Regions from separate parts of the Homo sapiens genome. Here region 2 is linked to region 1. Evidence: read pairs that join two places in POLR2A ChIA-PET (ENCODE). Cell type or tissue: PC-3. All regions are shown on one strand.

Evidence for each region. ChIA-PET counts read pairs that join two places held together with the same protein. Peaks named below come from ENCODE experiments on the same cell type or tissue, not always from the same donor. Only the 100,000 strongest peaks of a DNase experiment are listed, where the experiment ranks them.
Region 2: POLR2A ChIA-PET joins it to region 1 with 5 read pairs; 1 of 35 experiments calls an interaction of 5 or more read pairs at or near these places.

Annotation. Positions count from the first base shown.
Region 1 is chr3:46,428,268-46,432,267 of GRCh38, reverse strand. No RefSeq gene overlaps it. Among named protein-coding and RNA genes, the nearest start is that of LINC02009, 6.6 kb to the right of the region's middle. In PC-3, no CTCF peak of the experiment used is centred here; a DNase peak (open chromatin) is centred at 2,357; H3K27ac peaks cover 1,810 bases.
Region 2 is chr3:46,296,057-46,300,056 of GRCh38, reverse strand. No RefSeq gene overlaps it. Among named protein-coding and RNA genes, the nearest start is that of CCR3, 56 kb to the right of the region's middle. In PC-3, no CTCF peak of the experiment used is centred here; a DNase peak (open chromatin) is centred at 2,196.

The sequences.
Region 1 (4,000 bases):
CAGGACAGGAGAAAAATCATAAACTCCTGATAAGGGTCTATGTTCAGTGGTGCACGTATTGTCTTGATAAACATCTTAACAGAAAACAGGGTTTGAGAGCAGAAAACTGGTCTGACCAAAAATTTACTACAGCAGAGTTTTTCCCCACTCTAGTAAGCCTGAGGGTTCTGCAGGAGACCAGGGCGTATCTCAGTCCTTATCTCAACTGCACAAGACAGACATTCCCAGAGCGGCCATTTATAGACCTCCCCTCAGGAATGCATTCTTTTCCGAGGGTATTAATATTAATATTCCTTGCTAGGAAAAGAATTTAGCGATATGTTTCCTACTTGCACATCCATTTATAGGCTCTCTGCAAAAAGAAAAATATGGCTCTTTTTGCCCGACCCTGCAGGCAGTCAGACCTTATGGTTGTCTTCCCTTGTTCCATAAAAATCACCGTTATTCTGTTCTTTTTCAAGGTGCACTGATTTCATATTGTTCAAACACACGTTTTACAATCAATTTGTACAGTTAACACAATTATAACAGTGGTCCTGAGGTGATGCACATCCTCAGCTTACGAAGGTAACAGGATTAAGAGATTAAAGACAGGCATAAGAAATTGTAAAAGTATTATTTGAGAACTGATAAATATCCGTATTAAGATGAAATCTTCACAATTTACGTTCCTCTGCTGTGGCTCCAGCTGGTCCCTCTCTTCGGGGTCCCTGACTTCCCATAACACCACTTCAGTTTGTAACTCAGTGTTAATTTTATTCTGAAGTAGCCATGCTTGGTCGGCTGTGTGTGTCCAGTTCTCCATGTACTGAGCTGTTTGAATAGAATTATGCAAAGCTACAGAGGACATCACAACAGAAGTTATTAGTGCGACCAAGGAAACAATAGCTAAAATTATTATGTCTAAGGCTCTACAGACATGATGAGTAAGCTCAGTTAGAAGAAGTTTCACAAAATGCAAAGCAGGTGTGGCAGCCCAAGCCTCGGACAGATTAACAGGAATACATAGCCCAGGGATGTGGCCTAAAATCATCAAAGTAGAGATATTATGTGTTTGCAATGTGCTATGATTAATGCAGTGATATAATTGGTAAGATTTACAGGTCAATTGGGTATTGTTTACCTGGAGCTGGTCCTTCTTAGCTGTCAAAAAGACATAAGGATACACCATGGAATACTATGCAGCCATAAAAAAGGATGAGTTCATGTCCTTTGCAGGGACATGGATGAAGCTGGAAACCATCATTCTCAGCAAACTAATACAGGAACAGAAAATAAAACACTGCATGTTCTCATTCATAGGTGGAAATTGAACAATGAGAACACTTGGACACAGGGCAGGGAACATCACATACCAGGGCCTGTTGGGAGGCGGTGCTGGGGGAGGGAGAGCATTAGGAGAAATACCTAATGTAAATGATGAGTTGATGGGTGCAGCAAACCAACATGGCACATGTATACCTATGTAACAAACCTGCAAGTTGTGCACATGTACCCTAGAACTTAAAGTGTATATCTATCTATATCTATAACTATATCTATATCTATATCCATATCTATATCTATATCTATAAACACAAACTGTAAGTTGAGTAGTGATATTCTTTACAAATATAACATTAGAACTGTGTTGTGACTCCAGTTGGCCTTCTCTCCGTCTTTGCACTCAGGCTCAGCTGGCTCATGGCTCGTACCGGGGGGACCCTGTCCATGGTTGGCCACCCTGGGTTCCTCTAGTCTCCCGTTCCATGGTTGCACACACCTTGAGGGCACCCACACGGCTTGTCCATCTCCTGTAAAAACACAAGCATACTCTCTTCCCCACGTCAGTAAATCCACCAGACCTTTCCATTTTCCTTCTTCCAGGGATTTCCATAACACTTTTGGATAAATTTTCCTCTTTTCTTCTAACACTTGCCAATGTCTTTCTGCTGGAGTCTTACCATCCATACCAGGAGTCAAAAAATTTAAAGTAAATAAGGCTAAATGTAGTTTTTATTGAGGTGGTAGTTGGCCTCCTATACCCGCTTTTTGTCTTTTCAACATGCATTGTAATGTTTGATGTGCCTGCTCTATAATGCCTTGTCCTCTAGGATTATAAGGAATTCCTGTTTTATGGGTTATAGCCCAAAGCTGCAAGAAATTTTTAAAAGCATGACTAGTATAAGCGGGTCCATTGTCAGTTTTTAATTGTTTAGATATCCCCATATGAGCAAATGATGACAGACAGTGTCGCTGTACATGACCAGCTGTCTCACCTGTTTGGCATGTAGCAGGCAGCATATGAGAATAAGTGTCTATAGTCACATGAACATAGCTCAGCTTATCAAAGGTTGCTGTGTGTGTAACATCCATTTGCCAGATTTCATTTGGAGCCAAACCTCGTGGATTACATCCTTCTATAGGTGTGGCTCGAGGGATATACTGCATAATATAATACAAACCTGTAGGAACATGTGAGTAAGGGCGGAAGTATTTTGGTGCAGAAGCACATGAGATGGTTGAGCTTGCTGAAACACAGAGGCAATCAGTTTGTCTGTTTTCTCATTACTTAGAGATAGCGGCCCAGGAAGTTGTGTGTGAGAAGGAATATGAGAAATATGAAAAGGAGCTGCACTAGAACAAATAACTTGTTGAAGTCTTAAAAATAAATTAGCAGTTCTGGGTTTAGTGTACTTTTAATTGTAGCAGTTTCTATGTGACCGGCTACATTTACGACATAAACTGAACACAGACAATGTTGATAGGATCTGAAGCTGTGAGCTGTAAAACCTGAATGACTGCAATTAGCTCTGAGCATTGAGCCTAAACGCCAGAGGTCATTATTGTTTGAGTATGTTTTAGTCCATAGATAGCAGCACGACTTTTGGAAGAGCTTCTAATAGAGCTATGACACTCACTGCATGGCCCAAGGATCCATTCCTTGGAATCTGTGAGGCCAAGAACTCCAGGTCAGAGAACAAAAGGCTTGCCGCCATCTTGGGAGCTCTAAGAACAAAGACCTGCTGGTAACACTGACACATCAGCTCCCGTATCCATAAACCTATAAAATTTATTTCCTTTAATTTGTACTACACAGGTGGGTCTATTAGAGGCTATGGGTCGGGATAGATAGATTTCCCGTGTAGCTGTGCTCCCAAACCCTTTATTTCCTTGTTTCTCCTTTCATGGAGAAGGGTGTAATTTGCAGGGAATAAGTAATAATTGCACTATGTATTCTCTCGGTTCAAAAACCCGAAGATCTCGTGACAATAAAACTACTTGAATTTCTCCTTCATAATCAGAGTCAACAACTTCTGCGACTACAGTAATGCCTTCGCAAGTTAAGGTGGCTTTTGCCTAAAATTAGTCCCATATATCCTGCTGGTAAAGGTCCCCAAATGCCAGTGAGAATCTTGGTGGGTTTGTCTTCCCCACCTTATGTAACCCTTTCTCTGGCTGGGAGATCTAATCCTGCACTTCCTGGAGTTCCTCGGGTGAGGGACTCAATATGCCTCTGGGAACCCATGCCTGAAACAGGGTTGAGGTCTGAATTGGGAATGCCCTCATTGTTTGTGAGGCCCGGGTACAGGCCCCCATCTCATTTCCCAACAGGGGGGTGCCATTCTGATGAAATTTTGAGCAGCACTGATTAGCCGAGTTATTTCCTTTGTCATAGCGAGGACAAAGTCCTGGTGTTCTTTCCGCTGGGGGCCGGGGGGAAAAGCATTGTAAGATCCTTTCTGTCCTGAGATCTGGTGGCATTCCTTTTTAAAATGTCCAGTTTTTCCACAATTATAACATTTTCCCATTTTAGGGTTTGACCCTTGGCTCTTTTTAGATTTGTCAACAGCTAAATTAGCCATTGCTTCAGCTAACATTGCAGATCGATAAAGCTCAGTTGCTACATCTTAACAAGCTCTGAGAAAATTTCCCAAGTTTTTGTACACCTAACCGGTGCCAGTGCACATTTACAATCTGCATTTGCATTCTCAAAAGCTAGAGTAAAGGTTAGCATTTC
Region 2 (4,000 bases), 130 kb after region 1:
TTCTAATTTTGAGGTGGCAGTGGTTTAGGTTTACCTGGTTTGTGGTGAGTGAAAAAAGCTCTTAGTCATCATAACGATGGAATTTAAGGCTTGACCATGGATGTCGGGGATTGATAATTCGGTTTGGGATTCCACAAAATGACACTGTAGATGCTAACTCCACTGGCCAGGGCTGCATTGCTTTTAATTTTCTATGCAGGTCTTGTATGACTGCCTTTGAATCTACTTTCTCAGTTACTTTTCTCTTTGACTTAGACAAGTTCCATTTTTAAATCATGACTGCTTGAAGTTAGGGGGCCTGAGATTCAGTCCCTTCTCTGCCAGTAAATGAGACACTGGTTCTGAAATGCTATCCCTCAGGACCTTGGTTTCCCCAAAAGTAAAGAGGGAAGATCAGGCTCTATTCCAGCTCTAACAGCCTGCATAATTTGGGAAGTTGTCTTTTACTATGTGCACTGTGCACTAAGGAAAGAAAAGAAGGGGGAGCCATCACCCTGGATGTGTTTTCCTCTGATGTCTCGTTTGCCTGTTTCATTATGATTCTAAGAAAATGGAGTGAAAGACGGACGAGGCTACAGAAATGATGTGTCTCTCTCATTTAAAAGTTTTTTTTTTTTTTTTACCTCTTTCTGTGCCCTCCCTGACAGTGGTTCTCTAACTTGTCCTTGTTAAAGCAAGGATTGACAAGGCCACCAAGAGAGTTTCTGGTTTAGTAGCTCTGGGGTAGGTTGGGGCCAAGACTGCACTTCTGACATCATGTGGCTGAGACTGCTGGTCTGGGGATCACACTTTGAGAACCACTGTTCTATGGAACTAGTCTCAAAGCCACAGTCTCCTAAATTCCACAGTCTCAACTTGATCTCTTTCTCCAGCACCTGACTGGCTGGTGTTCCTAGCATAGGAGACCCCATTGAATCGGCACCTCACTTTCATCCATTTGGTTTGGGCAAGAGCACCTATACTCAGACTAAGTGTCTCAGCCTCTAAACCACATTAAGCGGCCCAGGTAGAGGCACCGAACTCCATCTGGGCCAATGAGCGGCTTCCAGGGTGACCTGGAGTGGAGACAAACAGATTTCAGCCTCTCAGATTTCACCCTTTACGATAGAAACCCTCAGCTGGTGGAAGTAAGACATAAAGAAAGCTTATTCGCAGCCACAGGAAGAGAGAGGCAGAGGTTAAAAGATAAGTTGAGATGAGAGAAGCAGAAGGAGATCCTTGTTGCCCCAGTCTCCCATCTCTGTCAGCCGCCCTTTTTTGAGGCCCTGCTGCACCTGTCTTTGAATTCCATGAAGAGCTCCTGTACCCTTAAAATAAATTCCTCTGTTGGCTTAACCCAGAGGTTTTCAGGTTTTCATGTGCCTCAGCTCCCTTCATTAATATACACTGCTGGATGCCGCACCCAGAATTTCTGATTCAGCAGGTCTGGGTTGGGGTTGGGGCCTGAGATTCTGCATTCCTAGCAGGCTCGCAGGTAATGGGATGCTGCTGATCAGGGATCTGACTTTGAGAACCAGTGGCTGCAGAAGTAGCCTTAATATTTCTGCTTGTATAATAAAAACTAGGGTGTCAACGGAGCCTCCTGCTCCTCGAAGAGTTCATGTAGTAGTTTAATATTTCCACTATTCAGTCCCCACAATGACCCCTGGGGCAGAGGGGGGTGTTGCAATTCCTGATTTACAGATAAGAAAACCATGGCTGTTGGAGGTTAAGTTACCTGCTGACATCCCTCTCTTAGAGAGGGCAGAGCTGCGAGTTGAGCACAGCACTGTCTGACTTGGAAGCTCATGTTCTTAACTTGTGCTCTGTTTCACTTCCCATTGTGGCCAAACTGGATCTGTGTTGCCATCTGGACATGGCCCATGCTGAGCCCTCTGCGCTTTTGCTTAGGCCGGTCCTGCCTGGAGTGCTGTCTGCCATGGGCTCTACCCAGCCATCCTTCAGAGGCCTGTCAAAGTCTCCCTCCCATGTGCAGCATCTCCAGATTTCCTAATCTCTCTCCACTTCCTATCAAAACATTTATAACGTCTTCCTCCTTTGAGTAGCCATCACACTTTGTATTTATCTTACTATCTGTTGTCTTGTCTCGGAGTCACGTGTTTTCCCAGTTCCATGCACTGGGCTGTGAGATTCTAGAAGGTGGGAACTGATCTTACTCATGTTTGGATCACCCATTCCCTCCACTCCCAGCACCTGGCTCAGTGCCTCAAACACACCCAGCACTCAGCAGATGCCAGTGAGGTTTAACTAGAAAAAAAGAGTGGTTTGTTCTTTGGTGCAGGCTGTGGCTTAGGGAGATCACCCTGCTGGATGCTTATCAGGAGCGCTCTAGGGCCGTGGGAGGAAGGGAAGGGGAGGAGAGGATGTGGGAAAAGAGAGGGGGAGGCCACGCAGTCTCAAAACCTCAGCCTACCCCACATGGCACTCTGGGGCTAGGATGGGCCTGCAAAATTATGCAGGGATGAGGCAATGGATGAGGGCCGCCCTTGCCCCTGGACAGGGGCATGACTTTGGGCAAGGTGACTCTTTTCAGCCAACATGATTCCCAAAGAAGGCTGAGAGCTTGGGGTATGTTAGCAGAACTCCAAGCACTGGGAAGATGAGCCCTTCAGTGCCAGAGGGGAGTCTAGGGATGCCACATAATGACCACTGCATCCCTTTAAATGACCATCTTCATCTATTTGACCCTGGTGCTCCCCTTCTGCTGCCTGTTTTCTGCACCTTATACTCAACCCAGGGATTTAGGGTGGCCTCTCTGGTGTGGCAGATTACCCAAAACCCATCTCTCCTCCTTTCTCTGGCCATGATTGTACTCAAGACAGCCTCCTTTGCAGCTAGGGGTGGCCAGGTGCACAGTCCTGGCCAATGAGACCTAAGTAGAAGTCTGCTGAGGATTCCTGGGAAATTTTCCCTTCCTGATATTGTTGTTGTCCCTTCCTCCTCCTAGTTTTTTTCTTCCTGCTTGGAATGCCATCTGGAGCCCATGTGGCAGCCACAGCATGAAAGCCTCATTTCAAAGAGATGGATGCAGCTGCTGGGGTTTGTGTGTGAGTTAGCAAGGCCATATTCAGTTGAGTTCCTGTGGCTGGGGTTCTACTGTATGTGGGGATGGCGGGTGGAAATGGGGGCTGTGACAGATGCAATATACTGGAATGCCACCCACCCCTGTTGCTATGGCTATTGGGGCATTGTTCCTATATACCTGGTTATTTAGAAGCTGGAGCTGTCAGTCATAGATTATAGGTCTTGGATTTGGGGAGTTGATGAAGAGTTTTGGAGAGTAAGGAAGGGGCACTATAGGGTGGGTGTGGAGAAGGCAAGCCAGCAAGAAACAAGCATAAGAAGAGGAAATGATTAGGTCAAATCACTGCTGTCCAATAATGGTCACTTCCTACCAATTCCCAGTGTTGTGCGCACAGCCAAGTCTTTCATGGGCCTTACTCAAGACTAGGGAGGGGGCATGGGAGAGCTTAGGCTCTGAATCTTGTATTCCTCACTGATAAGCTGTGTGAGCTTGGGCAAGGCAGTTAGCCTCTCAGTTTTCATTTGAAAAAAGATGCAATGTGACATACAAATAAGAGATATGCCATGAAAAACACTGAAAATAAATAGATGAGAAATGGAAGAAAACAAGTGGACACCAGATCCAGGCCACCAGGGGTGTGCTCCAAGGTTCAGAATTGCTGTATGCCCTACAACAACGTGGCTGTCAGCTGTCCAGCAACCAGAGCAAAGAGCAGAACACATCTATGTTCTGATTCTTTTTTATGTTGTTTGTTTGTTTGTTTTGAGGTGGAGTCTCGCTTTGTTACCAGGCTAGAGTGCAGTGGTGTGATCTCAGATCACTGCAACCTTTGCCTGCCAGGTTCAAGTGATTCTCCTGCCTCAGCCTCCCAAGTAGCTGGGACTATAGGCATGCGCCACAACTCCCAGCTAATTTTTGTATTTTTAGTAGAGGCCGGGTTTCCCCATGTTGGCTAGGATGGTCTTCATCTCTTGA